Linked DNA regions of Homo sapiens: region 1 is linked to region 2. Evidence: chromatin contacts called from ENCODE Hi-C or POLR2A ChIA-PET data. All regions are on one chromosome and are shown on one strand. The core of a region is the stretch at or near the end of the contact, and the rest is flanking DNA. Distances in the headings are between cores, read along the strand shown.

Evidence for each region. Hi-C counts contacts between places; a loop is a spot of excess contacts on that map. ChIA-PET counts read pairs that join two places held with the same protein, here RNA polymerase II (POLR2A).
Region 1: a map of endothelial cell of umbilical vein shows a loop between it and region 2 (2.4-fold over the local background). The contact joins the enhancer-like site here to the promoter of FANCL in region 2. A Hi-C loop is called at or near these places in 1 of 168 maps with a recorded cell type or tissue (endothelial cell of umbilical vein). POLR2A ChIA-PET finds 5 or more read pairs at or near these places in 1 of 52 experiments (OCI-LY7).

Annotation. Positions count from the first base shown.
Region 1 is chr2:58,632,613-58,635,873 of GRCh38, forward strand. All of the region lies in intron 1 of LINC01122 (long intergenic non-protein coding RNA 1122), which reads left to right. Among named protein-coding and RNA genes, the nearest start is that of LINC01122, 110 kb to the left of the region's middle. RefSeq lists an enhancer at 250-1,927. Within about 2 kb of position 1,644, at least 6 of the 41 ENCODE cell types and tissues checked have a DNase peak (open chromatin) inside an H3K27ac peak, as active enhancers do; they include endothelial cell of umbilical vein, where a contact is called at or near this core.
Region 2 is chr2:58,239,941-58,243,387 of GRCh38, forward strand. It overlaps FANCL (FA complementation group L), which reads right to left and starts at 1,385. Exons shown (of 14, transcript NM_018062.4): 1 at 1,278-1,385. The coding sequence starts at 1,373. RefSeq lists a silencer at 983-1,032 and an enhancer at 1,573-1,732.

The sequences.
Region 1 (3,261 bases), core at 394-2,893, 390 kb after region 2:
AAGTGATGTAAATGTATTAGCTTTCCACTATTAAACAGCCTGCCAGTATTTCTGAGCTATTATAATCACTTAAATAAGGAAGCCAATGAATGAAAATGATTACCTAAGAGAACAAAGATCTTATTTATTTATTAGAACTAAGCTCCTATGAGATGGCAGAAGCTCCTCTCATGAAAACAAATTGCATCAGTAATCCATTAACAGAGTTTTTTGTTTTTTGTTACTGTTTTTTTCCTAAGACTTCTCAATGCATTGAAAACATCATTCGATTTTAGACTACTGGGAGTTGCTAAATACACTTATTACTATGGGATTATTTTGCAAAAAAAAAAATGAATAAAAAGGGGAATTTTTAAGGTGACCAAATATCAGATAGATTTATCTAGAGTTTTATATATAGGTATTTCTGTGTATTTGTGACCTGTATGTCTCCATGGATGCAACTTGTGCATACAGACACACACATATGCACATTCACACACACACACACCTGAGATTGATTAAAGTTAAAAGTGCAGTCATGTGCTTCTATTTTTCACCTTAATGAGCACTCAGAAGTAAGTGAAAAATTAAAAGGTGGTTGGTTATATTTAGCTGTAGCTGTACACTCAATATATGTTGCACACAGTAGGAAATGAACATAAAATCAGTGAAAAAGCCTCAACATTGCAGCTATATGCATTAATTAAAAGAAGTTTGTTAAACTAAATTTGAAAAAAAACTTCTTTAATTGTGTTTACCCAAAAGGCTTTTCTTCCTAATTTAAATAGCATAAACATCTGGACTAAAGCAATATTAGAATCATGGCAGTAGTCAAGCAAATCTTGTGGAAAATAATGAAATTAGATCCCTGGTGTTGTGACAGAGTAAGGGCAGGATACATCAGTTCGATGTTAATAAAATTTCCATGAATGACTGAATACAATTAAGAAATTGTCAGTTGCGGCAATGAACTTTTGTAGCTCATAGATGTTTGCATCATTTGATTATGCTGGCAATTTAAAATTGTTTGTTAGTGTCTGTGTTGGGATATTAATTATGACCTTTATTACAGCCCACAATTAAACTAGTCATATAGCAACAAGCAAACTGTGTTGTGATACTGAAGGATCTGAACTATTTACAAAGAGGTCTGTTGGGTTTGGAGCCACCAGTGCCCTTTCAAACTGGAAATGATTTTAAAAGATGCAGTAGTTGAGAAACCACAACAACTGGGATGAGTAAGCCCTTTAATACAAGGAGTTCTTTTTAATAGTGTTTTAACAGTTTTAATTGCTAACAACATCTGTAAAACTGGAAAAAAAGCATTTTTAACTGTGACTCTAAGATAAGCTTTCCCTGTTCAGGAAGAGAAAACAATTATTCATTGGTTAATTAGCTGTAAACAACTTTTAAAAGATACATTCATTATATATGTAATTATTTGAAAAAAGGCTTCAATGTTATTTGTACTAATGCATAATTATTAGTGCTTGCTAAAAGGATTAACAGGACTTAGATGACCACTATTATTGCGGAGTAGCACAGTGAAGAGATGAGATTAGCATCAGGAAGGAATGTGTTATGATGAATCAGATAGGAATTTTTTGTTTTTGCTTTGTTTTTTCTTGTTTGCACACGGTAGTAGAGGTCACGTGGAGTCACATTATATTTTCAGAAACAATGTGTTTCAACCTCAAGTAATAGTACTTTTCATCTTTGTTTTTATGACACATAAAATATCTCACTAGACAAGTTTTTCTCTCCTAGAGTTATATTGTTGCTATGATTTATTATCTGTTCATTTATTTGTTTATTTACTTATATTTACCTTTGAGAGCTTTAAAAAAATCAACACTAAGTTATATTTTAAACTTGTGGTTATTAAAAACAAACTAGTTACCAGTAAAACCATGAGCTAGTTAGTCTCACTTGTGCTTATTGCAGCCACTGTATTATATTTATTAGATCATGTACCATGTTCCCTATAGCATGTTTGCTGTTTCACAACTATTGGTAGAAATTAAGTACAATAAAAATAGTTTGGTCTGATGTTTGAATTTCAGTAGATGAAGTTCAGTGTTGACCTGCTTCTAGTGTTCAGTGATTTGGTTGAAACAGAATAACTTGGATATTTTGAAGTAGTTTGGGTATTAGCTTTTCTCCTCCCTGCCCTCTATGTTTTGTTTAGCTTCCTCTTCCCATTACATTTAATTGGCTACCTGATACCATTATTACAGACTCAAAGTTGTGCATTTCATGCTGCAGTGATGTTGATAAAGATATTGCATAGCCTGGGGCAAACCCAGGGCTTTTGTACTTTTTACTACTGTATATTATAATTAACTCATCTTAGGTGGGCCAAAGGTTTGTCATGGGCTTTCTTACCACAACAGCCTGGATTTGATTCCACTCGAGAGCCCCACCACCCCCACCCCAACCCGCCAGTCTTTTTTTTTTTTTTTTTTTTAAGAAAGAAATGAAGTTCTGGAGCTTTGGTTTCAGCATTTGCAAACCTGTTTCCCAGGGTGCCAGTTAAAATCCCAGTGGTGGTGACTCATCTCCTTTATTTCTCCTTAAGGCCACTGTGAGATGAGACCTCGCCTGGAGCACTGTGCAGACAGAAAAACTATTGCATATTCCCAATAAGATAGGCTTTCCTCCGAAGTCCTTGATCAAGTTTTCTACTCTAAACTGAGAATGTTAGTGTCTTTGTGAGTCACTCCAGCCTCTATTACAGAGCAATAATATTTTGAGTTTGAAAATTTTTGTAGCATTTGGTATGAGCTTGCCATCTCTAAGCATTGCAGTTTTTGTCTTGAGTGACAGTGATGAGGGGGCAAGCCTGCTTGGGCTATCACGTTGGCTCAAGTAGCTAAGCTAAACTCTCTCATGCCTTGAGAGACCTTAAATGTGACATTATTCCAGTGTCTATTGAACTTTGAGTGTACTTGAGCACTAGTCAATCTGCTGAATTATCGGATACCTCCCCTCAATTTCTCCCCCATCTTTATCATGTGTCCTAAATATTTGAAGGAGGCGAAGGTGTCAGGAAAATTTACCTATAAAATCCATTCATTTATTAAATATTAAAATTCCAAATTCAAACACAGCCATGGCCTTTAGCATACAGGGAGTTCTAAATGAATGCTGTAGCACTGTTATTTTTGTTAGTTGACAGGGAAATTATTACATTTTTAAGGATTTGTGAATTTAAGCATAGATGATTACTTTGAACGTTGGGGTTTTGCAAATGGGAAGCCTTGTTGCTCAATTTACTAA
Region 2 (3,447 bases), core at 135-2,634:
TAAACTGCTAAGGCAGGTACAAATTGGAATTCTAGCTATAGCAATGGTCATAAAAGAAACTTTCATCTAATCTCAATTCTAATGGGTGTACTTGTTTCCTAAAAGGCCTTAGCAGATATAGACATACATAACAGTATTTTGCCTAAAATTAGGTATAACATGCTTCCTGTAAAAAAAAAAAAAAAAAAGTAACTTAAAATTTTTCAACTTTTCTAAATGTTGTCTACAAGAGAATCATATTTTCAGCTAGGTAATTCAAGAAGAATACTTCTAATTGGAGAGGGAAAGGTGGATTAACTTTTTTCCATATGGAATAATGAATTTTTAACCTCTACTTTCTGTGATGGTCATATGGTAATTCCACATATACTCAAAGACTATGCGTGATGGTGGGGAAGTGGGCACAAGGTTGAGTGTAATGGTCAGAAAGGAAAAGTCTACACTCCTAACCTAAGGTATCCTGGTGCAATGTAAAGAGAAAAAAATCCAGGACTGAAATCACACAGCCTGCGTTTAAGGGATTCTGATGTGATCATCAGCAAATAACGTCTCCGGTTTCCCATACCTTGATTTCTTCAACTAGAAAATGGGAATGATGATTCTTTTAAAAATTTCTGCCTCAAAGGGCTGAGGATTAAGTGAACTATTTACCTGGAAAGCGCTTTGTAAACTTCAAAACCCTACACATGTGTTAGTATGTGTAATAAACTCCATATGAGAGGCCACTGGAATCAGCAAAGTTAATTAATTCCATTGCTGTCATGCTTCTCCTAGAAGATATTGTAACTGTGGGTGTACAGGTACATACGACTTGGCAAAGGGCCAAAATAAGGTTTTCTTCCCAAATGTTCTTTCTACAGGAAACACGAAAATAATTAGCCCAGATTCCCGAGTGAACTCATCAACATCCGTGGAGGTGGAGGGTGTTAAAATCGAGTTAAGGCAAAATTTACAAAAAAAAAATTAAAAAACAGTCAATTGCGGGACACTGAACGAAGAAGGAAGCCAAACTCGGGGAAGGGCTAGGGAGAGAGGAGGCGTGGCCCCAGCCCCGCTCCACGCCGCGCGCCTCCTCGCTCCCCATCCAGCGCGGCGACCACCGGGGTGGCGGCGACAGCGGCGCTTCTCAAACCTTTAGTCTCCCAAGAGCCGTTACGCGCCGCCCCTCTCAATCCCCACAAGTCTGGGCCCCTAACCTCCTAGCCCGTCACAGACTTCTCCGCGCAGCTACGCTGCAAGAGGCTCTCTTAGCTAGAAAGCAACCACTGGGCGGGTACCTGAGCCGAGATGAATCCCTCATACACGGTTTTCGACCGGTTCTGGGGCAGAAGCAGGGGGCACTGGCGCAACAGGCTCGCTTCCGTCACCGCCATGGCTCGAAGTCCGGAGAAACACAGAAAAGCTCTAGACCTGCTGGGTCCTGCACATGCGCAGTCCGCTGGCGCTCGGACGCCGCGGAGCGGAAACCCCAGCCTTGGCGGGAAGATCCTGGAGGATTCCGCGGGCGGAAATGAAGGTGAAGCGCAGGCCAGGCCAAGTGGCGCTCTGCGGGAGGCGACATCAGGGCTCCCCAACCGGTAGTGGGAGGGAAGATTGCCCTCAAGTCCACAGGACTGACTGACCAAGATCATTCTAGCCTCAATTGTCCCAGGAGCCCTTTCGATGATTCTGTTTTACTTTATTGAAAGACTGTTACAACTTTGGTGTTGCATTTCCTCCAGAATAAAATGACTTTTACAGCCTGGACGTTGTAGCACTCTGTCTTCTTTGCTGTTGTCCTCTCTCCCTTAACATACAGAATAATGTATTATTTTGTGTATAATTATTGTAATATAATGTATAACACATTGATTATATCATATATATTACAGTTCTGTGGCTTACTAAGTTCAATCAGATATATTTGAGGCACACACATGTATACGTATATGTGTATTGATTAGACTCAAGTCAACACTGGACTCAGTTCTGTGTACGGCACTCACAAATATATAAAGCAAAACATGAGTAAAGATTGCTGATGGACTTGAACTTAATTTTCCTCTGACAGCGCTTGCAATATGTTTTTCTAACTCAGGAATGTTATCCATCCCATCTTATTAAGAGTTGATTAAATAAGAAACCTACTAAAATATTTACCATATGATTATTTGATTTTCCAATTTTCCAATTTTCCAATGCATCACGTTTGAGCCCTACTATTTGAAAAACATCATTGTAATGTGCCAAAGGTTGAGCAAAGATTATTTCGTCCCCTACCCATCTTTATTGACCTCAAGACAGAATTTGACATCCTGAAGATTCTTAAAGTTTGACAAGAATTTGTCACAGCATTCTGGATGCTTACAGAAAAGAATGCTGGAGCAGTGGTTAGATATAAATTACATTAAAGCAGTGGTTCTCAAAACGTGATCCTAGAACCTAGCAACAGCATCACCTGGGAACTATGTAGAAATACAAGTTTTCACCGCTGATGGGGTTCAGGATATGCTACCCCAAAATATGGCCCCTTGACATTTGAGAAAACAACAAAACCTAAGATCACTCTCTGACCTTCTCCCATCCTTCTTCCCTGAGGCGGGTCATTGGATCCTCAATCCAGAGGTGCTCTTCCTATACCCACAGGAAAGAAATATCCTTATCTCTAAAGAAACGGAGACATAGAAAAGAATCTGAACAAAAAGACCTTTGACAACTTACCCCAGTTTATTACCATTAGACCATGCTTTGTCCAACCGTACTTCCCCACAACTGTCCACTGTTCCTTCTAAAAATGCACAGGTTTTCCTGTTTCTTTGGGCTTCATCTCTGAAGGCTCCCATGCCACATAAAACTTAAATAAATTTGCACGCTTTTCTCTTATTAATCTGTCTTTTCTTATAAGGGACTCAAACAGGAATCTAGCAACAGGAAAGAAAGATGTTTCTCATTCCCTACAGGCCCCTATTTCAAACCTCGGGAATCCCAAACACTGGCAATAGGGCTCAGCAGTCTGCGTTTTAACAAGCTCTCCAGGTGATTCTGATGCATGCTAAGGTTTGAGGATCTCTGCAGGGGCAGGACATAACACCTGCTTTATTTTGCAACTCGGTAATTAAGGACGGCCATGCTACATGTTTTCCTATAAGAATAAAGTAGAGGCTGTGCAAAAGTGGGATCAACACAAAGATTAAGAGAACATATAGTCCCTTACTTCAAGCACTTTATAATTTATCTGTGAATTAAGATCTTTATTGTATCCAGTATGTTAAACTTCCCCACCACCACACTTTCCCCCATGGAACTTCTACCCTTTCTTTAAAGTTCTTCTCAAGTGCTATGTCTTTTTGGAAAGCTTTTTTAATCTTCTGAAAATTATTGCTCTCCCTAATCATTTAGCATATTTCCTGCTGCATCGTAGGTGCTAATAAATTATTTACTAAATATCTTAATTTGGGTTGTTATAGC